Regions from separate parts of the Mus musculus genome. Here region 2 is linked to region 1. A link is a loop called in an ENCODE intact Hi-C map of the cell type or tissue named here. Cell type or tissue: left cerebral cortex. All regions are shown on one strand. Links, peaks and the distances in the headings refer to the core of each region. The heading gives the core; the rest is flanking DNA. Region 1 holds the start of A430027H14Rik (RIKEN cDNA A430027H14 gene). Region 2 holds the start of Gm36561 (a long non-coding RNA gene).

Region 1 (11,948 bases), core at 2,028-10,027:
ACAGAATAAATATTTTAAAAACAAAACACCCCCCCCCCCACCCCGCGCGCGCGCCTTTCCTGAACCCTATCTAATCTAGATACTGGATTCCCAGCCTCTACTGTTCGGTGAGAGGCGAGGCAGGTCTTTCCACACACCCTTCACACCATCACTATCGCTCCCCTCCCCCATGGTCCTCCTCTTTAAGCTCCTGGTCTCTGGTCCTCATCCATAATCGGTTCTCCCGCCCGCCAGCCACCAGTACCCCCAAAACAGCAGCAGAAACAAGCTTTTAATTGTTTGCCCCAGCACTACTGCGTGTCCCCCATGCAATGGGCAACAAGTGTGATCAGGGCCACCGTGCAACCTGCTTGAGGGCTACTCTCTAGGGCTGACCCTCCTCTCTGGAAACTGTCTTAAGCTGCGCCAAACCAACACCCGAGGGAGGCAAACGCAAAAACCCCAGGCACCAGCGGAAAAGCGCAAGACGGAGCCAGGAATGTATGCGTGCTGGGGTTGAGGTCACCAAGCCCGAATCACATCCAACCCACAGAATGGAGAGGAAGATGAGAAGCTAGGGGACCTGCGTTGCCCTCCCGGGAGAGCGTGCGCGGGCCAGGATGGATGCCCAGGGTCTCACCTCCTGCAGTATAGCCGGGTCTCTCCCGCGAGGCGCTGGCAAGCATGAGGCATGCAGCATTCAAAATGTTTGTTTGTTTGTTTGTTTTAACACAGACTTGGTGCTTTTTTCTTTTCTTTCTCTCTCTCTCTCTGTTTTCTTTTCTTTTCTCTTTCTTTCCTTCTTTCCTTCTTTCTTTCTTTCTTTCTTTCCTCTTTTCTTTTTCTTTCTTTCTTTTTTTTTTCTTTTTTGTTTTTACCAACACGCCATTGTACTCACTCCTTATTCCAAGACGGGCTGCGCGCTCCGAGCTGCACGGGTAGGCATTTTCCCCGGCTTTGTTTTACAAGGTGGGGAGAGCGGGGCTGGAGGCGGGAGGGGTATAGAGGGGGGAGCGTGAGAAGAAACGAAATCGCCGGAAGGAGAGGACACCAGCGGTGGCAGGCTGGGCAGAGGGCGAGGCCGAGGCCAAGTTGGGATCGGACGACGACGCCCCCGCGCGCGATGGGTCACCCCGATTGCGTGGCCGCCTGGGGTCCCGCGCGGGCCCTGGGTGCGCTCGGCCCTTGGCTCCGTGCGCTCGGCCGGCGGCTGGGCTCTGCCCCGGGGCTCAGCGAGGGGGTGATCACTGCAGCCCGTGCGGCCGAGCACCCGGGTGTCTTTGTGCCGCGGCCCTGTGCAGCCCCTCTCCGCATGTCTTTGTGAGGCGCCCCGCCTGGCTCGAGCCCCGCCGGGCGCCCGCAAGGTGGGGGTGTGGCCCGGGGTGGCCCGCCTGGCCCGTAGCACCACTCTCCCCTCGCCTCGCCGCTCTTCCCTCCTTTCCGAACTCCCTCCTCCTGCTCCTGCGGTGTCCCCGCCCGGGCTCGCCTCCCCGCACACCCCTCCCAGCCCTATGCGCGTCCGCGTCGCCCCAGCTGCCAATGCGTCCTCCCCGCAGCGCCCTCGGCCTGCCTCCCGCTCGAGCCTCACCTGCACCCATCACCCAGCGTCCTCCTGCCACCTCTTGCTCTAGCTGTCATGCATGCGTCTTCCATGCCTTCCCGAATCCAGTCCGGGTGTCAAGAGAGACCCCAGATCTCTACAGGTGAGTATCTTCCTCGCTAGCGCCCCTCCACCAGGGTGGCACAGAGATACCATCCCGCTGCCTTGTGAGCCTCAGAGTGGGGACTGCAAGAGTATGGTGCCAGCTGTTCCAGGCTACACTGGGGAAGGGTTAAGCAATAGTCACAGCACTCTCAGGGCTGCTTGATTTGGGCCTGGAGTTCCTGAATCCGAAAGGAACTGTATGACTGAGTCAGGGGAGGATGGAGGGAAACAGACTACATTCTCTGGAACAACCTGCCATCCCATCCCAAGGCTGATGCTAAGGATGCTGAATGCTGTGGGCGTGGGCAGATTTTGTGGGGCTGGAAGACACCAGCCCTCAGGCTGAACTCGTTGGCCAGCCCCTCCCCAGCACTTGGAGAACCCCAGCTTGGGCGACTCTATCCAGACACCTTGGCTGCACTCTTGGCGACAAGAACTGATTTGGAACAGAAGTGGCCTAGAAAGGGCAGGAGATTGGATGGTGCCTTCACTCAACATGGAAGAACTTTAAAACTGCCGGCCCTCCCTCTCCAGCTTTGCCAGCAGGAACTCCCAGCTGACCTCCACCTTCTGCCCCCAGCACCTTGCACACAGTCAGTGTTTTCCCAGGGATCTGAAGGACGCCACAGACACAGCCTTGGCTGTAATGTGAACCTCTTAGGTCGTTTACAAGACTCTCCAACATCAATGATGGTTTTTTTTTGTACTTGTTGTTCTATTTCTGACTCTAGAATAGTCCCAGCACCTGTTCTGTCTGATGAAATAAAGCATCCATCTTGCTCCAATTTAAGCACGTTTTTCTTGACTCCTAGTCTCAAAAGTAACTTAAGTCATTTAAAAATATATGAGTCTGATCTCACTCCCAGACTTAGACCCTCCCAGAGCTTCTAGGTCATAGGTCATGCTGTTGCTTCATCTCATTGGCTCATTTCACTGCAGGCCTGTCTGGGCCCAACAGCCAGATTCTCCCAACACACACACATGCACACGCACATGCACACACACACACACACCTACTTTATAGGACTAAAGGATTACTTCAGTAGAATTCTGTGTACAGAATCTTCCTGTGTGCAAAAGTACTTGCCCAGGGGATTGATTTTAGGGGTTTGGCTCATACAACTCCTAAATCTTGCAAATCCCTCTGGAATCCCAGAGCAGTTACAGCCCACTGGAAGCTTGAGGTACAATTTCATTGACTCCAGGAAGTCTCTCTGGCTCCCGTGTGGGTGACGCCCACCTACGTGTCTAGAGTAATCTTGAGCTAACTCCACAGATAAAATGTCTTCACAGCAGTCCTGTCATTACAGACAAGCATTCGCCAAAAACTTCCATGCTGGGTGAGATTTCTGGAGAGTCCTAGTCCAGCATCTTACCACTTGTTCTTCCTGGTGTCATCTTTGTCACAGACTATCCTGTGGGCTCTGGGAGAGCTGACAACGGTCCTATAATACCCAGGACTAGGGAGGCGGCCAGGTTCAAGGAGGGCTGACAATGATAATATTAGCATTCTCCTCTCCCCCCCCCCAAAAAAAATTCTGAGCAAGGACACCCAACTCATATAGGGAATGGGGCAAATTCTCCAACTTGAAATCATGTTTCCTTATATGCCATTTTGCTGCCAGGATGAAATGACCCCAGACTATCCTTCCTTTCACTCAGTTTCTTTCCCTCCTTCCTTTCTTTGCTTTCTCTAATTTGTTACAAACCTCTGTACACTAGGAGATTGGTACCCCTGTGTATTTCTGTACACCATTGCTCCGTAGCTCCATGCCTCCATGCCTTCGTGTCTCCATGCCTCTGTGCATCCGTCCCTCCAGGGCTCCATGCCTCCATCTCTCCAGGGTTCCAAGCCTCTGTCCCTCCATGTCTCCATGTCTCTGTGGTTCCATGTCTCTGCCCCTCCATGCCTCTGTGCCTCCATGTCCTCATGGCTTCACAGCTCCATGGCTCCGTGGCCCCGTGCCCCTGTGCCACCCACACTTGAAGACTCTCAGTCTCACCACCAATCCCAGTACTGTGCTGCCATTCTCCCTGTCAGCTTGTTCATGTCCTATGTGTACAGGGTGCTTTGGTTGCTGTGTGGAGACCTGGGAGCAGGAGACCCGGATCATCCATTAAGAACATTTGCTGGTTTAGAAGCAGACTAAGTTCAGGTCCCAGCACCAAAATGGTGGCTCCCAATCATCTGTCACTCCAGTTCCAGGATTCCTGACACCCTCTTCTGACCCCCAAGGGAGCTGCACAAACCTGGTGCACATAAACACATGCAGGCCAACACTCACACACATTGCATTAAAAATATATCTCTTAAAACAGGAAACACAGACAGAAAGGAAAGAGTCTAAGCCACATCAAATAGCAATGAGATTTACTCTGAGGAGCTAGAAGCTAATCTTCACACATAATCGGAAGGGACTGTGGGAGTACCCAAGGCACCGCTGATTCTTCCCCCATTTCCATAGCAGTTCCACAGTCCCTCCTTCAACACACCTGCCTCTTTAAGGGACTTTGTATGATAAAGGCATGCATAGGGGTGTTTTAAATATGAGGAGGACCAGATCCTGTATCACTTAAACTAGAGGAACAAGAAAATGGGGCAGACTGTCCTGTTACCAACAATCATACCTTACACTCCATCCATACCGACCGCCCGACCGCACCAGGAGTGTAACTGAAGGGCAGCGGATTGCTTCCTCGTGGTTTGGTGCTAATTGACATGCCTTAATTTCTTTAATACCCAGGAAAATGCAGAATATGTAGCGACGACACTGGGCTCCCACCAAGCCTCCTCTGGTCTTTTCAGATTATGTGCAGTGCTCCAACTTGCAGCATGAATTCAGAAGTTCATTTTCATGTGAATTCTGCTTTTCTGATCCTAGCCTGCTCAAAATGCCCTAGTTTAGCGGGGGGGGGGAGGGGGGCACTTTAAGAAATGAGCATTCTTCTCCTCCTCCTTCTTCTTTTTTAAATCATTTTGACCACATCAAAAGAGATCTGTGAACGTCCTACATCCTCTGCTTCTGCATTGTGAGTGGGATGAAGTTCTTTATTTTTCAGATGATCAGCCTCTTGATCTATAGAGCAGGGAGAGTTCCCTGCACTCATAGGAGAGGATTGGAAGGGCCAGGGAGAGACACAGTATATACTGTATGTATATACTGTGTGCTCTGTATGTATATACTGTGTGTTCTGTATGTATAATATACTGTATGTATGTACTGTGTGTACTGTAAGTATGCACTGTGTGTATTAATGTATGCACACTGTATGTATGTACTGTATGCACACTGTATGTATGTACTATGTGTATGTGCTGTATGCACACTGTATGTACTGTCATCTTCCCGTTACTAGAATGGAACACTGAGGCCACTACCCTAGAAAGAAAAAGTGCTTCATCCAGTACAAAATCACACTGTCCATTTTTATGGGCCTCAGCACTGAGCAGGACCTCATGAAGACAGGACTGTCATAGCCAAACCACTTGCATAATAAGCAAGGAAGCCAAAGAGAACAACTGAGCAGCCTGTGTCTCGCCCCTTTGAGCCAAGCTTCCAATGACCTAACCATCTCCCGCCAGGCCCCACTACCCACAAGTCCACAGCACTTCCAGATACTGCTGTGCTGAGGACTTAGCCTTCTACACAGGAGCCTTTGGGAGGCATTCTAGATCCAAATACTGGCATCATTTATGTGTATTAATATGATAATTTACCCATTAGTCCAATCCCATAAACGAGGGAGCTACTGGTAAAGCCACACCACCAACAGATTCTGACTCCCTTAACATATTTTGTCATTTATTCAATCCTCTAGGTAACGGTCTTCTACAGTTGTGAGGAGGAATGAGGCATACTATCCAGTCGCTTACTGTGTGCCTGCTGCACACTGAGCCAGTGCTCTGTAGCCATAGGAAGGACCATGTGGTCTAAGGAGGGTAGATGCAAGTCATTAAGAAAGCTACAGGGCAGAAGTGATCATATATGTGAGGTGAACATGTATGTGAGGATGTAACAGATGTGAGGAAAGATCTTCCCCAACAGAAGAGCTAGCCGAAGGCCTGTGGTAGGAGGTGGCTGAGAGAATAGGGGAAGCTCGGGGAGCCTGGGCAGGTGGGGTGATTTGTTCTGTGACAGGAGAGGACAGAGGAGGCCTCTAAGAGGCAAGTATCAAATGCCAGTCAGACCTGAGCTGTACAACAACTTTAAGAAGGCAATCCTTGGAGGCTGGCAAGATGGCTCAGTGATTAACACCACTGACTGCTCTTCCAGAGGTCCTGAGTTCAATTCCCAGCAAACATATAGTGGTTCACAACCATCTCTAATGGGATCTGATCTCTCATCTGGTGTGCCTGAAGATAGCAACAATGTACTCATATACATAAAATAAATAAATAAATCTAACAAAAAGAAAAGAAAAGAAAAGAAAAGAAAAGAAAAGAAAAGAAAAGAAAAGAAAAGAAGAAAGCAATCCTTCAAGGCCAGTGTGTGTGTGTGTGTGTGTGTGTGTAGACTATGTGTGCTCAAAATTATAGTGTGTCCATCAGAAAGGGAGTTAGAAGCCACCAAGGAAAGGAGATAGATAGGCGGAGGGTCCATGCAAGCACTGTGTAGAAGCCACACCTCAATTTGAATGAGCACCACCTGGAGGGGCTGGTAGACCCCACAGGCTTCTCCCACATTCGGGATTCTGCTGCTTTGTGTCTTCTGAGAGATTTGGGAGCTGGCACCACAAGTCCTCAGGAGACAGTAATGCTATACTCCAAGAACTGCACTTTGGGAACCATTTGACAGGAGATGGGACCCAGGCTTAGTCTACCAGGATAATGCATGGTCACTGGGGCAGTTTTTGGCAGTGTTGAGAAAAATGTCTTGATGGTAACATACTAGCTGGCAGATCATGGTAGACACCAACCTATGTCCATATCAAATCTCAGCTTCAAAGTGTGACTTGCAAAGGCTTTGGTTTTCCCATTTTCAACACAGACTTTCTTTATTGGTGCCTCTTTTGTTTCTGAGATAAAACACCACCACCAGAAGCAACTTACTGAAGGGAGAGTTTATTTGGGCTTATGGTTTCAGGGGGTTAAAGTCCATCATGGCAGAGAAACGTGGCAGCGAGCAACAGATGTGGCACCTGGAGCTGGAAGCTGAGAGCCCACATCTTCAACCTCAGCAGGATGTAGAGACAGAGAAAATTAAAGCTAGCATACCAGTCTAAACTCAAAGCCTGCCCCAGTGACCTACTTCCTCCAACAAAGCTACAGTTAAACCTCCTCAAACAGCGCCACCTACTGGGAAACAAGTGTTCAGAAACTCAAGCCTATGGAAGGCTTTTCACAACAGCCTCCTGCATCTTCCCTGGTGGGTTTCAGTACCTGGTGGCTGTTCCACATAGGTAGGCCTTCTTGTGAAACCCGCATCACAGAGGCCCTTTGCCAGCGCAACAGCTTGCCTTTGCTTGAGACCACAGTGTCTGCTATGTGGACTATGGTTCCAGAAGGGGACGACCCGGTCTGTCCTCTGAGATTTCACAAGCAAATAGACAATGTGAGGAGTGACTCCCTGAAGACATGTTCTGCTGTGCTCAGAAAGCAAAGCTGCTGATGTCCCCACCTACGGAAGTTCCTCTCCTTACATCTTTTTGTGTCTGCAACTGAATGAGCAAATGTGAAACTCGCCTAAGGCCATATGCTAGACTTATGGAAGATTTAACATTGTATTACCCTAGGCCATATTTATTATAGAAGAAAATCCTAAAATACAGGCAGTGCCTTTCTATCAGATTCAAAATTGGGTAGACTGCTCAAGGATTTTCTATATTTCCTAACATATGAGCTGGGGCACTTAGACTCCATGAGTGGCCTTTCAGCCACTTCTCCCCAGGGCCTTGCACCAACGGCCTCTTCTCCACAAAGGATTGGTCCCTTTCCACACTGCAACAGCATGAAACTTTTGAAAGTAAAATGTGGTGATGTTGAAACCCCCGGACACTCTTCTTTCCTGGAGTCTCCAGCATTTAAGTCACAGTGACCCAGGGCCAGGCATATCCTTGACTTATCAAAAAGAAAGAGGAGGAGGAAGATGGAGAAGAGAGGGGATGTTTTTGAAGGGGGAGGGGGAGGAGGGAGCAGAGGAAGGTGAGTGGCGAAGAGAAGAGAGAGAAAATGAAGAGGGAGGCAGCACAGATAACCTGCCCCAAGGGCCCTCAGTGTACTGAAGACCCTGTGTGGTTTAATCAGCATAAGAACCATGAGTCGAACAGCAGGGTTCTCAGCATTAGAGAAGCCAAGTAACTTCCCTGAACAACATGGGCTGGTGAGAGCATCATGAGCTACAGAGGCCATGCTCCATGGCTCTTAGTTCAGCCAACCAGCTGAATTCCAGCTTTTCTGAGTGTGTCCTACCCACATCTCCCCTGGATGCCTTCACACACAACAGTTCTCCCAGTGTGTAGACTGTGCCTGCCCTCTTTCCTACCCAATACAACTTACAATCACCCATCAGACCTTAGCTAAAACACCCCACCCTCTTCAGAAAAGCCCACTACCTCCCAGGCACGTTCAGCCAACTGGCCCCAACATAGCATCTTAAACCGCAGCCCTTGCACCCCTTCCTTGCTACTTCACTGACATTAAATATTTATTCAGACTGTCTTTTGTTACTAGCAAAAAAAAAAAAAAAAAAAAAAACTGTGGGTGGTTAAAAACAATAGATCTTTGCAGCCCAAAGATCAGAAATCAAGGTGTCCCAAGGCCTTGCTTCCTCACACCTCCCCAGGGTAAGTTCTGTCAAATGCCAGCTCCTGCACTTGGCTAAAATCCATGGTGATTCTTGGCCTGGAGACTGCACACCCGTGCCCTGGGCACTGTATACTGGTCTTCCTTCATAGCATATGTGCCCTCTGAGTGGTCAACTTCCAGATCCACACTTTCCGCTTTTAAAGAATACCAGAAGTAGCTCAGGCTACTCTAATGACTCCTCTTAACTGCTTCTGCAAAGACCAGATTTGCCAGTGAGGTCATATTCCAAGTGCTGCTGATATTAAGATTTTATTTATTTTCCCCCAAAATTTATTGTGGAGAAATACAATTCAGCCTATAACAGTGCCTGCAAGACTCCATAAATAAAGAGGCCTTGGCAGCTTGGTCCACTGCACAATGGCTAACACATAATAAGTACAAAAATCTATGCCTAGCCCATGAGATGAAGCCATAAGAGGCATGACTGATTGAGAGCTCAGGCGTCAGTCAGGAGTCTGAACCTCAAAGCCCACAGCATCACAGAGGTACCAAGTGCACATGAAGTGCGCATCAGGAGTGGAGCAAACATTTCCGTCAGCTTTAATTGCTTCCTGCCAGAAGGAAACGCTGGCCCCATGTCTGAGACCTACCAATAGTTTAGAAGCCAGATTTTCAAATTATTTTAGAAATTTTTCTAATTTTCAAATTGAGTAAAAACAGATTTCGAAAATGGACAATTACTGGAAAACAAAACAAAATAAAATAAAAGTGTCTACAGGCTAAACATGGTCATGAGGCCTCCTGACCACAGGCTTTATGTCAGCACCGCTTCAGATACCCTGGGGGGGGGGGTAACAATAAAATGTGATCATTCTATGAGTTTGTATGTGTTGAAGAGTCTCATTTGACTGCTTTCTCACAGGGCTAGTACCTCAAAGGATCTCCCTTCTCTAGTCTAAAATTCAAGGGTTGTAAGGAAAAAACACAGAGCCTTCAAAGTAAGTGATAGTTTGCTATGGTGTTTGAAAAAAAAATCACCGTTAGGCCCAAAAATTCTTAATAAACACAGATAGTACACGATCTTGCACTGTATAGACAGCCCACCCTCAAGTCACCTCATTCCTGATTGGTTCCCTCACTGTTACTACCAGTTAGGTCACTGAGGTCATGAGCCTCCTCTGACTGTGACAAATGCCAGAGATAAGTCAGCCTATGAAGAGATAAGGTTTACTTTTGGCTCCAGCACTGGAAGGCTTCCGTCTCCTACAGATTGGATTTTTTTACTCTGAGCCATTGAGAGCGCACTGTAGTCGCAATGCACGCAAAGGGAATCCATTCACCCCACAGAGGGAATCAGAAGACAGAAACAGGTTTGACCCTTCCAACCCGTGCAATACATGCCTCTAAAAGACAGAAGACCTCCATGAGTGTTCCGCCATCTCTAAACAGCAGGGAGCCAGGATTTCTTTCGTGAGTGTGGTGGGGTGGGGCTGATATGGATAGTTATTAAACTAAGTTAAAATGTCCAGGTCTGAGCATGAGCAGTCATTGTCTATGGGATCAGCCTTCAAGTCCGACAGTTGCGCCTTCTCAAACACCACCTACTGAGACAAATTAAGAGAAGCAGAAAGCCACCAAAACCACGTGCCTCAGCATTCCCTCAAGGATCAAGGTCATCCACTTACTCCTTCTGCAGGTTCCCGAATTCATCTCCCGTCTCGAAAACGATGAGCAGGCCCTTCCCTGGTGAAGTTGCCTCCTCCCTTATATTTTTCTCCCAAGTTCCCGCTTAATCCCTGTGCACCTTTCCCACACAGATGTTCATGACAGAGCTGTATAGCCAGACCTATGGCTGCCTGCTTTGGGAGCCAACGGAAGAAGGCTAGTTACCCTGGAAAGTTCTCCTATTGCTTCTACACTCTTCAGGGAGATGGTTTGTGAAGGGAAGAAGGTTTGGTGATATAGAGGGCACCCTGACCTCCCCTAAGCAGCCACTCAAACTGGAAAGCTTCTCACTGGTCCTTCCCACAGTCTTGCCTTTGTGGGCCAGTAGACATGATTTGGTAATAAGCAGTTAAGAGTGTTGACTCCAGGTAGTCACAAGCTTTTCTCAATCCATGTGAGAATCACAAGATGTGTCAACATCACACTCAAACTAACACAGCCAATTATGCAGATATGCTTATGAAGTGTCTCAGCACCCACTAGAAGGCTACTTGGACCAACACAGCAATTTCTATATTACAAAATCCCAGAACCATGACAGAAGCAAGAGCCATCTCAAGGAAGGTGTAGTTTGAGCCTCAGGTTCCTGTGACATATACTTCTTGAAACATTAGGAGATGAAAAACCCGTTTCAAAACTTTAGGTTAGACTGTTTATTTAGATTTCTTGAAACATCCAACTCACTACACATTATGAATAAACTTTTTTTGTGAAATTTTCTGTGAGCTTATCTCTGGTGAACTTGGTCACATTTATTATGTCTAGATTTCCATCCAGGTCTAGTCACTTCTCACCTATGCCTTAGTTTTCTTGTTTGATGAAGGGAAATGAAATAGTTAGCATCGTCAGTACGTCAATGAGCCTGAGAGAGGACACATGTGAAGATGTGCTTGGAATAGTGACTGAACTATTGCAAGAACCTGGTAAGGAGCAGCCAGCCAGTGACGGTCACTGGCAGCCATGATCCAAGAAAGGACAAACTCATCCGTGTTGTGGAGAAAAGAGGACTGTTAAGCCCCATCCACTTCTCCCTGGTGTGAAACCCTTAGCAGGAGGCAGCAAATGGGTGGGTGGGTATCAGTCAGCATTATCAGAAAGGATGTGGGTGGGCTGCAGGGGGCTCTCAGAAATAGACAGAACAGACCTAGAAATGGTCACCCCAGCATCTACCATGCACTCAATAAAATTTCTCTTTGCTGTGTCCCCCAGAGTTTGAGCCGTATTTCTCTGAGATGCACCTTACACACTGTGTTCAGTTTCTTTTCAGTGTCCTTGGAAATCACAGTTGCTCTATAATCTCTGGCTTTGACAGAAGTCCTCTTTTTCTTCATATTAAAGTCATCCTCTGGACACAGGTAAAAATATTTTCCACAAGCTGGGTTCTGGTTAAAATAAAATTTAACTATAGTTTGCTGGTTGCTAAGAGAACCAGTGTATGTGATAAAATATAAACACGGTAAGGACCCTGGAGAGGGTCTGGGCTCATAGCCAGCAGGTGTGCAATGCCCCTAGCACTGTGACTCATATGGTGAACAGGTTTACCAGGAATCTCACTCCTGTCCTTACCACCACAGTGCCACACTAGGCTCATTTTAATTAATACTAAGTTGTCAAATATTTACTGAACTATTTTTAACCACTGGTGGAAATCTGTTAGCCACTAAGGGTAGCTATGAATACTGTTTCATGACCTTTTTCATTTTCTTCCTGTTTTTTCTATATTTACTCCAAGCAGTGGAATGCTAAATTTTGTGGTGGTTTTTCTTTGGATGGATATTGGGTGGAAAAAAAAAA
Region 2 (11,948 bases), core at 1,412-9,411, 310 kb before region 1:
TAGTGTAGGGGGTTCTCAGACCTCTGATAATACACCTACCACATGCACAGACACAAAGCAAAGACACTCAGTATATCAAAGACATGCTTGCTTTCCCATGTTTATCCTTGCCATATCTGCAAGACACAGAGTCAACTACGATATCCAGTGGCGAAGAACAGATAAAAAGTTGATCTGTATACACAAAGGAATATCATTTAAGTGTGGGCAAGGATTAAACCCTTCATTAATGGCTACATGGATGGGTATTGCATTAAGTAAAATAAACCAGACAGAGAAAGATGATATTGCATGTTCACACCAACTTGTGGCAGCTGAAGACATGGCTCCATTTCTTCATGCTGGAACCTTCAGACCCTTCCCTAGCTGTTTTCAAGTGTGTGGTTAGTTGTTGTCACCGTCTTAACTATACACGATGATTAATCTGTCAAACAAAGTATCTTCAGGAGAACAGCAACCCTCTAGAAGACTAAGAAACCTTGCTTTTAGTCATTTTTGTGGGTGTAATTGGAGTTCTTTCAAGGCATCCTGAGGATCACTCACACATAGCCTTTGATTGGCAGGAGAGAGGTTACACTGTTTGAAGCTTGGAGAGGACCAAATGATGCAATGAGTTGGAACCGGAGCGGTTCACTGTGGCTCAGAGTGATGATCACTTGTGAGCTTATTGAGGTGCCAGCACCAAACTCCGTCTCTATTCGTCTCTGGATCAGCAAAGATTTAAAAACAGGTTTCCTCTACTTTCATGCCCCCTTAAATAATTCAGGCATCCACACCTAACTCTTTGCGTAAGTAGCTCAGACATTGCTTTAGTAGGCTGTTTCAAAATCTACTCTCTCTTTGCTGAAAAAAAAATCTAGTCAGTCATTACTGTTTGGTAGGAGACAGGCATGGAAAAATACAGTTAGTATTTTAAACAGTTGTGTTAATAGTCAAAATTTAAAAGTCAACTTGGGACAAACTGAGGGTTATTTTTTTGTTTTGTTTTGTTTAATCATTACTGTTGAAGAGAGATAATTATCTTTCTCCAACAAGATTTAAAATTCTAGGGAGACAGGGAGGACTCCTAATCTTTTGGTTAACAAACAAACCCATGGGACTTGGCAAAGCATCAAACAGAGAGGCCCCTGTTGGTGGTTACCAGGTAACACTCTGGAAGCTAATCCACTCCTGTTCTAAATCTACTTGTTTTGTGAGGGCTGCTTCTGTTCTGGCAATGGGTGCCAAGGTGAGAGAGAGGATGTGAGTACCAAGCGTACCGAGATGAGAGATCTCTCAGCTGAAGGGGCTGAGCATCTATTAACGTAGCAGAAATAATGGTTAGTAGTTTAGGAGCGCATAGCCATCAATAATGGAGGCTGTCAGGTCTCAGTCAATGATCTCTTATTAACAATTCTGTTTTACACAGGAGAGACAGCCCAGGAAGCTTCATTCAGCATTGACAAGGAGCTTTCTATGCCAGTAGAAACTGTATCCCCTCATGGATCTAAGAGCAAAACAGAAAGAGAAAGAAGAATGAAGAATGAATTGGCGATTTTACTGGGTGAGAGCAGTGCAGTATCCATCTTTACTGTGCTTTGGTGTTCATTTACTTAATAGGTAGAGCAGACCAGAGAAGTAAACAGTGAGACCACACATCACCCCTAAAATATTGTGGTCTTTAACTTAGAAGCTGGAAAAACAGGCTTGAATGGGAGCTGAGGAACCTCCTTGGTCGCCAAGATTAACTGGACAGTAAAGTCAGATACATCAATGTTTTAAAAATTCTTTAATCTATTTTGTCTCCCTGGGTAAAAAGATGTAAGCATTAACTTTTAACAAGCCTTCAGATGTTTTTCTATGATGCCTTCTGTATGAGAGGAGGCTTTTTGTTTGTTTGTTTGTTTGTTAAAGATCCTTACCAGGAGAGCATTAGTTCATTTTACTGTTATCACCTTCCTTGCCACGATGGATTGAACCTTTTGAAACCAACCCTTCATCCTCAGCATCTGTCTGTCTGTCTGTCTGTCAGTCAGGAGCCATTTTGCCTGCTTTTGTGAAAGCCTGCCTGTCAGGCAGAGTCGAGGCAGGCCAGGCTGTCTGTCTGTCTGTCTGGTATTTTATTCAGTGACTTAGAAGTAGCTAGCACAGTGGCTGTTAAAAAACACTAAATGAGCTGACTGCTTTATTTACTCTTTGGTAGAAACAAATCTAATTTCAAGCACAACAAATGAGCTAAATGATTTAAAGATGAACGAAAGTCTTTAGAGAAATGTAACAGCATCAATGTCTTTCTTTGTCTACATATCTGTATGTCTATCTATCATCTACCTACATATCTATCTGTCTGTCTGTCTAGCTATCTATCTACCTATCTATCTACCTACCTACCTATGGATTCCGTTGCAAGTTTCTGACTCTAATCCTGCCTGAAACCAAACCACTGTTATAAAGAAAACATTTATCAAAATTAGTTTTCCAAATTGTCAACAGAAGGATTTGTCTGTCTTGGGTGCTAAATACCATGCAAGGCTCATACGTGCACATGCATACAGTCATTTGTGCATGCGTAGGCATGTGCATGTGTCTCTAGTATATATGTACACACTTGCCTGCAGAGGCCAGAAGAGAGCATCAGCCGCCCCCCCCCCCCCCCCCCCCGAGCTGAGTTATAGGCATTTATGAGCTGCTCACTGTGGGTACTGGGACCTGAACTTTTGTTTTCTGCTAGAGCAGCTATGGACTCTAACAGCTGAGCCATCTCTTCAGCCTCACAAACCTTTTCTTTTATAAGTTATTTCATATATCTCATATTAACAAGGGACACATGAAGAATTTAACAAGTTTGTTCCTCTTTCCTTGACTCTAAGAGTGTACATTTCCTACCCACATGTCTGTCTTTGATATTGGTGAAGTGTTTCCTGTGGATTCTTTGTTTCTAGTGGGTGACTGATGGTCTTCAAGTCCCCTGCTATGGGGCAAGGTAGACAGGACCAAAAGGAATCCTAAGCCCAACTGATGTTCATTCCTGCTACTTTCTTCATTTGCATCATCCTTCGCCCTCCCCAGGTTTTCTAAGTAGAGCACTGTCACAGTGAAGAGGAGACTTTCTGAGACTGTTTCTCTAGTGAATCAGTTGCAAGGAACCTCCAGTCCTGGGTAAACCCCTCCCCAACATCTTCCTTACATCATTTGATGTACTCCTAGTACTTTTCTACAGTCTCTGGTTCTGTTCTCAGCCTCACGTGTCACAGAATCAGCCTTCTCCCTTCTTCCAGGGCGTGTCATTACCTTGCCTCTCATCATTGACACATCTAGAAGCTGTTACCCCAGAGTGTGAAATTCTATTGGATTCCATAGAAAACTCTTCTTGAGGGCTAGGAATGTGGCTCAACTGAGAACATTCCTACACCCCAGTGGCTCAACTGGGGTGTGCTTTCCTGGCGTGCACAGGCCTGGACTCCAAATCCAGCACCACATAGCCTAAGCGTGGTGGCACACATCTGTAATCCTGGTGGCACACATCTGTAATCCCAGCTCTTGGAGGGCGGGGGTGGAGGTGGGAAGATCAGGAACCTGCCCTGCAGTTGGCATTGCCTCAAAACAAAACAATCCAAAACAACCCCCCCCCAACTCCCTTCTATTAATCTGATAACAACATTCAAGTCACCTGATCACCCCATGAACACTTTTTGTACATGGTCTATTAATAATCAACACTGGAACCTTAACTAATAGGCTGGGGGATGTTTTATGATACACAGACCTTTTGAACATCTCCTATTCCTCTTCGAACACTAGCAAAGTTCACCAGCTTAATAGATTCTGCAGTGCAGAATGCATGAATGTGAGTATTGAAGGTAATTAGCTTGTTCTAGCCCTTGTCAGTCACAGGATGACTTATTTCACATTGAGTGTTCCTCCAAGACCCTTTCCTAACACCCGGAGGAAAAGCCACGGCAGTGATATCACAGGTGACTGGCTTTGCCTCTAAACATAACTTGACATTGTAAGTGGTGTTTTGTTTTTGTGTTTAAACATGCATGTGCTTTTTTATCTGTACCGGGCCCTGTTCTCAGTATCGACTCACTTAAAATTCAAAGCAGTGTTCTGAGAATAACACTAAGGCATTGCTGATCTCCCAGAAGGGAGCAGGTCACTGGGCAGTGGGTGGCCCAGCTGGGCCGCAAGCTCAATGCTGCTCACCTCTTCGTGCTCCGGACACCATGCTGCTAGGAGCAGGATGAATATACATTCCATTTGCATGTTTACATTCTTTTTAAAAATTTTTCCCTAAATCCCTTTTCATTTGTAAACAGTGTTTCAAAAGGGAAAAAAGAAAAAAGTCCCTCCGGACAATTTAAACAGAGAGGGAATGCATTGAGGAGATGTTGACCCATGACTCGGAAGTTCAAGATGAGGAAGTCAGGTGGGCAGTGTGCTCTGAATCTGTGGGAGTGGTTACTGCGTCTGTGTTACTGGACACAGCATGATAAAGCTTTCATTGCAGTGACAACTACATCACTGTTTCCATGGAAACCAGATGTTGATGCTGGTGTTATTGGTCTTGCTGCTTCTGATCTGAGTCTGAACTTATGCATCTGATTGGCTACCCAAGGTCACATGACTATCATACGCTACATTCCATTCTCATAGGAGATTGGAGAACACATATTTTGCTTCTCAGGGTTACAGAAGGAAACATAAGAGAACTGAACAACATGGGGCAGACTTATTTAATATGTGTATATCTGAGTTAGATACTAAACGTTATGCTGCTTGTACTGGCTGGTCGTCTTAGTCCTTCCTTTCTTCGTTTAAATTAGCAACATTATTGTCTTCTTAATTTCCTTATTTAGGAATAATATAGTTTCGTGTGATGGAAATTTCTCAAGACACGGGAGATGGTTCTACATTTAACATGAACAAAAGGGCTCATGTTTACAGTACTCCCTTCCCACAGTCTCCATATTGTCAAGCACAGATGCTGTGTCTAAATAAAGGGCTGATGCTGTGATGGTTTATATATGCTCGCCCCAGGGAGTGGCACTGTTAGAAGCTGTGGCCCTGTTGGAATAGGTGTATCACTGTGGGCTTTAAGACCCTCATCCTAGCTGCCTGGAAGTCAGTATTCTGCTAGCTGCCTTCAGATGAAGATGTATGTAGAACTCTCAGCTCTTCCTACACCATGCCTGCCTGGATGCTGCCATGTTCCTGCCTTGATGATAATGGACTGAACCTCTGAACCTGTAAACCAGCCCCAATTAAATGTTGTCCTTATAAGAGTTGCCTTGGTCATAGTGTCTTTTCACAGCAGTAAAATCCTAACTAAGATGGATGGTATCTAAAATGTACTCAGTTTATTAACCATTTCCCACGCAGTGCTTGGCTAAGGTCCTCAGCTGTATGGAGGATTTGAGGCACAATATAAATACCTTATTTATTGCAGTGGTATGTTGGGAGCCCTGCTTTTGCTTCTAATATTGACTCCAATTTTTATTTCTAGGACAATAAAAGGTGGAGATCTCATCCCTAATCCTAAGGACGTTTTGTTCTTGTTACTCGTTTCATCTGTATAGGAACACACTATTTATGAGACACAATGCTAGCAAGCCAAGAAATTTGTTATTAAAGCCCAGGTCCTGCTTTACTTTCTATTGATGTGATATAAAGAATGACCAAAAGCAGCTTGGGGGACAAAGGGTTTCTTTCAGTGGACAGTGAAGTCCATCACAAAGTGACGCCAGGACAGGAACCTGGAGGCAGGAACTGAAGCAGAGGCAATGGAGGCACACCGATTACTGGCTTGTTCCTCATGCCTTGCTCAGTCTCCTTTCTTACACAACCCAGAAACACCTACCTACTCAGATGGCACCACCCACAGTGTGCTGGGATCTCACACATCTACCATTCATCAAGAGAATACCCAAAGACCTGCCCACAGGCCAGTCTGATAGAGGCAAAATCGGAACTGTGGTTCCCTCCTCCCTGCTGACTCTAGCTCATGTTGAGCTGACACATACCGCCACAGCCCACTCTACTCAGCTGCTCCGTGGGCCACACTTGTCACGCCACTCTCTAAGAATACTTAAGGAAATCTTTTTGGCATCTTCTAGCTGCTTAGAACAGAATTTACTTCATATGGTGCTTCAGGTTTAAAGCATGAATGATGAGTTTACCCAAGTCAGGGAGAAAAAAAGCAAGTGACAAACTTTCATCTGGCTTATGAGAATCCCTTACTCTTCCAGTGTATATGTCATACATATGCCATTTTAAACAGTTAAGAATAACAATGTAAAGAAATGATTTAAAAAAAAAATACCACATGCAGTGTCTACAGAGGCCAGAAGAGGTCATTGGAGCCCATGAAACTGGAGTTACAGGTGGTTGTGAGTCACCCCGCTGGTGCTGACAACTGAACCCAGGTCATCTGCAAGAGCAGCCAGTGCTCATAGCCACTGAACCATCTTTCCAGCCACATTTAAAAAATATTTTAAGTAAAGTATCACCACAATCATTTAGTGTTTCTGTGCTGAATTGGCATGATAGAGAACTTTATCAGCATTGATTCAGTCCACAATCTTTGTTGGAAGAAATAACCACTTGATAAACAGTTCAAGGGCAAGTCTATAGAAAAGGGGCCCTTAAAAACTGGCTTTTCAAAGTATAGTGTTTTTATTATTAGAGAATTTCATACATGCATAAGCTATATTTTGAAACTATCACACATGGCTTCTATAATGCTGGATTGTGTTCTAGGCAAGCAGCTTACCAATTTAGCTACACTCCCAGGCCTCATAGTTAAAAAAAAAAAAAGAAATTCTAAATCTTGGTATGATTATACATACCCATAACCTTAACACTTGGAATGTAGAGACAAGGGATACAAAGTCAAGGATACCATTGACTGTATATTTAAGGCTAGCCTGATCTACAAGAGACCCTGTCTCAAAACAAAAAATCCAAAGCACCCATGACCTAGACAATTTGTGGGTTTTAACCATTTAAGGGCTCCATACTATCAATGCCTTTCCATAAAATAGATAAATAGCTTAAATTTTCATATGCTACATTTTATAAAATTATTATTGCTCCTTCCCCCTTTCATTATTTCTTGGGATAGTTTTGCTATATAGCCCAGGCTGATCTCTAACTTGTACTCTGCCTGCCTCTACCTACCAAATGCTAGGATTCTGGGCACGGTCCTCCATACAAATAGCACATAACACTTTCTAGGACTGATGACATAGCTTGGTGGTAGAAATGTGCAGAGTTTGCTAAAGACCCTGGGTTCCACCTGATTCGCTGAAGGTGTTTTAAAATTATGAAGTAAATTCACTCTTAGAGGACATTTAAATGACATTAAAATAGACTTTTTACACCCCGGGGTGATTTTTCAACTATTCTATTACTGATAGACGATTATGATTGCCTCCATATTTCTGTGAATACAAACGATTACCATAGCAGACATTTTTTGTGTGCATAGCTTAGAATACGTAAAGAGCTTGAGAGGTGTGTGTTAATGTTCTAATACAGTTGGAGCATGCCTTGAATATTTTATGCTCATTCATTCGTCTCTTGGATGTTTTGGTTCTGTTCTAAATCTTGCTAGTGTCTGTGTTTCTGTCTATAGTAGCAAGGCATAAATATTTCCCCCCCCCTCTGTCTTTCATCACAGAACAGGAGATGAGATTTAGAATCACGGTGTGCGTATTTGTAGCATTTACTACCCAGAGATGGACACGTGCATGCAAAACACTTCCTTCTCCTCCAACCTGGGGGAGAAAACACCATAAATGACAGGAAAGCGCCTCAGAGGTGCTTTTAGAGGAACAGGATACAGTCCCGGGTAAGAGGAAGTCGATCGTCCTCCCTGAGCTGAGAAGGACTCCCTCATATGTCCTTCCCCTGCCTCCAGTCCCGCCTTTGCCTTTTGTTCCTCACACACTCGTTCCTCATACACCGGTAAACTACAGCTTCCTGTGCTCCAGGTCTTGGCACAAGACCATGATTCAGATGCCGCCTTGACCGGCTTATGGACTGGTCTTCATAAAAGGTTCCTTCTGGTTATCTTCATTCTCTGTTCCTCTCACCATTGGCTGGAGCTCAAGGCTGGAGCTCACTCAACTCCTCGTCAGCTCCTTGCCACGCTCAGCCTGGCTATTCCTCCTGATTTTTTTTTTTTATACCGTTGTTTCACTTTTCAAAGGGAAAAAAATACACCTTTTTTTTTTTCAAGTGAAAATCCTTACTACTCCAGCCCCCACTGCCACTCTCAGATTATCTCAATCTGACCAATGTGAGATTGTTCTGTCTAATCCTAGTAACATGTGTGAGGTAGAAAAAAACCACTCATCTCATTTTCTGTAAGAAGAAGTTAAGGTACAGAGACAGTAAGTGACTTGTCTCCAATTACACAGGATATGAGTTCGAATCTGGAACCTAGTTTAGATAATCTGCCTAAATAGTCTTGTCTGATTTGTAGGCGATGCTACGGCTCATCCACCCGGCTCTGTCTTCTCTCTCGGCTATACTTGTCTAGCTAGATCTCTTTCAGTTAAAAGTAACAGAAGAAAATCAAATCAAACTGCATAAGGACAGAGAAAAGAAATTAAATGATTCATGAACCCTAAGACTTGCCCAGGACAGGGTAGGTGCCAGTTATAGCTTAATTTGGGAGCTCAAATGGGCCTAGGACAGGGCAGGTGTCAATCACAGCTTAATTTGGGATTTAGGCAGTTCCATGAGAAACCTGACTTACTCAAAAAGCCACCTGTCACACACAGACTTTATTCTCAGACTGTGTGTGCACGATGGCCCAAAGATTGGAGTGGTTCAAGTTCAGTTGCAAGAAGAGGGTTTGTTTTCAGAAAGCTCTCATTAAAGTTTTCTTAGTCACCGTTTTGGTATCAGCTTTGGGCAGAATGACAGAAAGATGAGTTCCCGAAGGAAGTTTAGCGTTGTTAGAAGAAGGCCAGTGGTGGCTCCTGTCAACAGTTGTCCCTGTGTTTCAACTCTAACTCCGGCTTCCTGGTTACACAGCCATACTTCCCTCAACAGTGTGAGACTCTGACAGAACCCTTGGTTTTTCTTGGATCCTCCACATTTGTGCTAGTTTAACTGTTGTCATGGGCGACTCGGCTGAATAGTTCTACGCCAACCTGACACAAAAGTCTTCTGAGACGAGAGTGCCTCAAAGGAGAAAAATGCATCCACACGATCATGTAGCAGGCAGGGCATTTTCTTAATAGTGATTGATGGGAGAGGGCCCAGTCCTTGTGGGTGGTGTCATCCCTAGGCTCGTTGTCCTGGGTTCTATAAGCAAGCGGGTTGAGCAAACCATGAGGGTTTGAGCAAGCCAGTAAGCAGCATCCTTCCATGGCCTCTGCATCAGCTCCTGCCTCTAGGTTCTTGCTCTGCTTGAGTTCCTGCCCTCTCTGCTTTTAATGATGAACTGTCCTATGACACTGTGAAGAAAATACGCTCTCTCCTTCCCAAGTTGCTTTGGTCATGGTGTTTCATCACAGCAACAGTCACCCTAATAAACACAGTGACCATCTAATAACATGGTTTTATACCCTTTGACCTCTTGGATATAAATGGCCCTTTATCTACCTTCACCAAAGTGTTAAGGATGTGAACATGCATGTTTCCTACCAAACCAGTGCCTTTTCGAGATAGATTGGATATGAGCCTCCCTTTATAGTGCCTACTGTAGCGCAGCTTCAAAATAAATGCATGCCTGCTGGATAATGTGCTAACTCCATACACCTTTCAGCACAACTTGTCACCCTGTGGTTGCAGCGGAGAAAACTGTCGAGTGGAAACTGGCAATGCAAATTAGTTTTGTCAATCTGAGAGGACTTAACTGAAAGCCTCTGCATCACCTTATTAGCGAGATTCCAGCCAATGGAGGGAGGAGAAGACAGGTTGAAGAAATGGTAGCCAAAAAAACTGAACTTGAAGGGGAGGCTTATTCGGGGTGACAGAGAGTAGGAGAGAAGCTGGGCTGTTAGAAATGTCACAGCATAATGTCCAGAGAACACGCCAGATTAGACGGTGATGAGGTTCACGCAGCAGTGGTCTGGAAATGAAGAAACACATTCCAGTGGAAGGTGAAGGTCACGAGAGTGAAGGTCATGATTCCAGTCGTCAAAAGGAACTGCTTCTGAACCCGGATAGACTTGAGTTGTTGCTTAGCTCCCTTAGCAAAATGCTTTGCAAAGAGCAAAATGAAAGAAAAAAAAATCAATTTCTCACTTAAAAACATTTTTAAGTGGGGGTAATGTTTACTGGCGAGGTTCTTTGAAGCCTGACACTGGGCTCAAAGTCCAATAAAAAAATTAGTTATCATTATTACCATAGAGTACATTGATGCGCGACAAGACTAGCGTCCTCAAGGCACTGTGAGGTCTCCTTAAAAGATGATGGAAGAAGCCGGGGTATCAAGAAAAACTGACATAGAAACAGAAGTCCTCCACCAATCACAGAGAAGTGGCCTAGAGAAGAGGGAGAGAAAGCAAAACCACTGCCTGGCAGAGTCTTGAGGCTGGGAGGAGATACATCTGTTAGTTGAAGACACCACACTTGGGAGCCAAACACTCAGCTCTCCCACCTCTGCTGAACAGCAAAGAGCCACCAAAAACTTGCAAATCCATTTTCTTAATCAGAAGGCTCACAGAGCATACTTACCAGTATTAAGTAGACTTCTATACAAGGAACCCCCTTGCACATTTAAATCTCTCTCCATCTTTCCCCTCACAAGGAATTTCTTTGCCCAATCAAGCACTGCTCATATTCCTATGAATTTATGTATTTTAGCCAAATATTTGTTATGAAAACCACATGATGCTAAGTGTGTTCATGGTACAGCAATGGTCAACAGGCACTTGGCTCTCTCTTGGCTTACAGTTGAGAAAAAGCTCTCTGAGAGGTTAGATACTCCATCTGGAGAGAGACACTAGGGAACTGTAGATTCAGACTTCTAACCCATGCCTTTCTTTTTTGTTATTACTATGTTGCTTGCTAACAACTGGCACAACAATGATTTTTTTCTAGAAATAAAAGTATATTGCTGTATTTAAAAACTGCAATGTAAAAACCAAATATGTTTCATGAACATTTAGTTAAACGAAAGCTGGTTAACTAAAGAGAGTACACGACCAGGTGTTTATGGCAGTTGACAATCTTCCCACTGTGATGAAATGAGTCAGGAAAATGTCCTACGACCTATTCGCAAACACCATCTTTCCAAGCCAGTATAGAGTGAGAATGAATTTATAACATTACTGCACAATTAGAATTCCATCAGAGACTATGAAAGAGGCAAGAAACTATGGCTTCTGGGGCTCCAACTACTTCTATATATCTTCAAGGATATATAGAAGGTTGGATTAACATAAAATTTTCAAAACCAGGAACTTTATACAAGTCTTCTTGCCCAGCCTCACGGTACCTGGAGGTCCTGATTCTTAACCCCCCTTCTTGTCCTACAGCCTCTCTGATCCCAGGCACCAATACACAATATGCACTGCAACCTTGTCTCTTTGCTGCCCTGTGCTCACCGCTGATGTCAGCTCCCTCCTCGACACCCAGCAGTCTTGAGCTTTGAACTTGACTTTGAGTGTGGAATTTGGAATGGAGATTCTGTACAAAATAACCTGGGGTGAAAATCAAAATTTTAGCCTTGCTTATTCCCAAGAAGTCAAACCCTGGTGATTTCGAGTACAGTTAAAGTTAGCACTTGTTATGGACCGATTCTAATCGATCTAAAATGCTCTTTTCCACACTCAAATGAATACTGACACAAGTTCTTCTGAGACCTATGATTCATTCTCAGAATTAAAGGCCATATAAAGGAATTTAAAGTTAGTTCTAATACTAGTACATTATCAGTGCTATTTTTATGGTTGTCCCCAAGTGAGGACAGCTGTACCAATTGAGGAGTCTCTGTCACCTACTACATT

What was found. Peaks named below come from ENCODE experiments on the same cell type or tissue, not always from the same donor. Only the 100,000 strongest peaks of a DNase experiment are listed, where the experiment ranks them.
Region 2: it touches region 1 in a loop (2.9-fold over the local background); 9 of 42 quality-filtered maps call a loop at or near these places.

What each region holds. Positions count from the first base shown.
Region 1 is chr1:189,342,424-189,354,371 of GRCm38, forward strand. It overlaps A430027H14Rik (RIKEN cDNA A430027H14 gene), which reads left to right and starts at 628. Exons shown (of 3, transcript NR_165462.1): 1 at 628-917; 2 at 1,536-1,682; 3 at 2,044-2,469. Kcnk2 (potassium channel, subfamily K, member 2) reads right to left here and starts at 930. Exons shown (of 7, transcript NM_001159850.1): 1 at 620-930. The coding sequence starts at 665. In left cerebral cortex, for the core only: a CTCF peak has its summit at 6,982 (motif pointing left); DNase peaks (open chromatin) are centred at 2,386 and 2,932; H3K4me3 peaks cover 137 bases; H3K27ac peaks cover 464 bases.
Region 2 is chr1:189,033,583-189,045,530 of GRCm38, forward strand. It overlaps Gm36561 (a long non-coding RNA gene), which reads left to right and starts at 1,177. Exons shown (of 3, transcript XR_373831.3): 1 at 1,177-1,319; 2 at 1,409-1,543; 3 at 4,839-5,262. In left cerebral cortex, for the core only: a CTCF peak has its summit at 6,340 (motif pointing right); DNase peaks (open chromatin) are centred at 3,232 and 5,950; H3K27ac peaks cover 677 bases.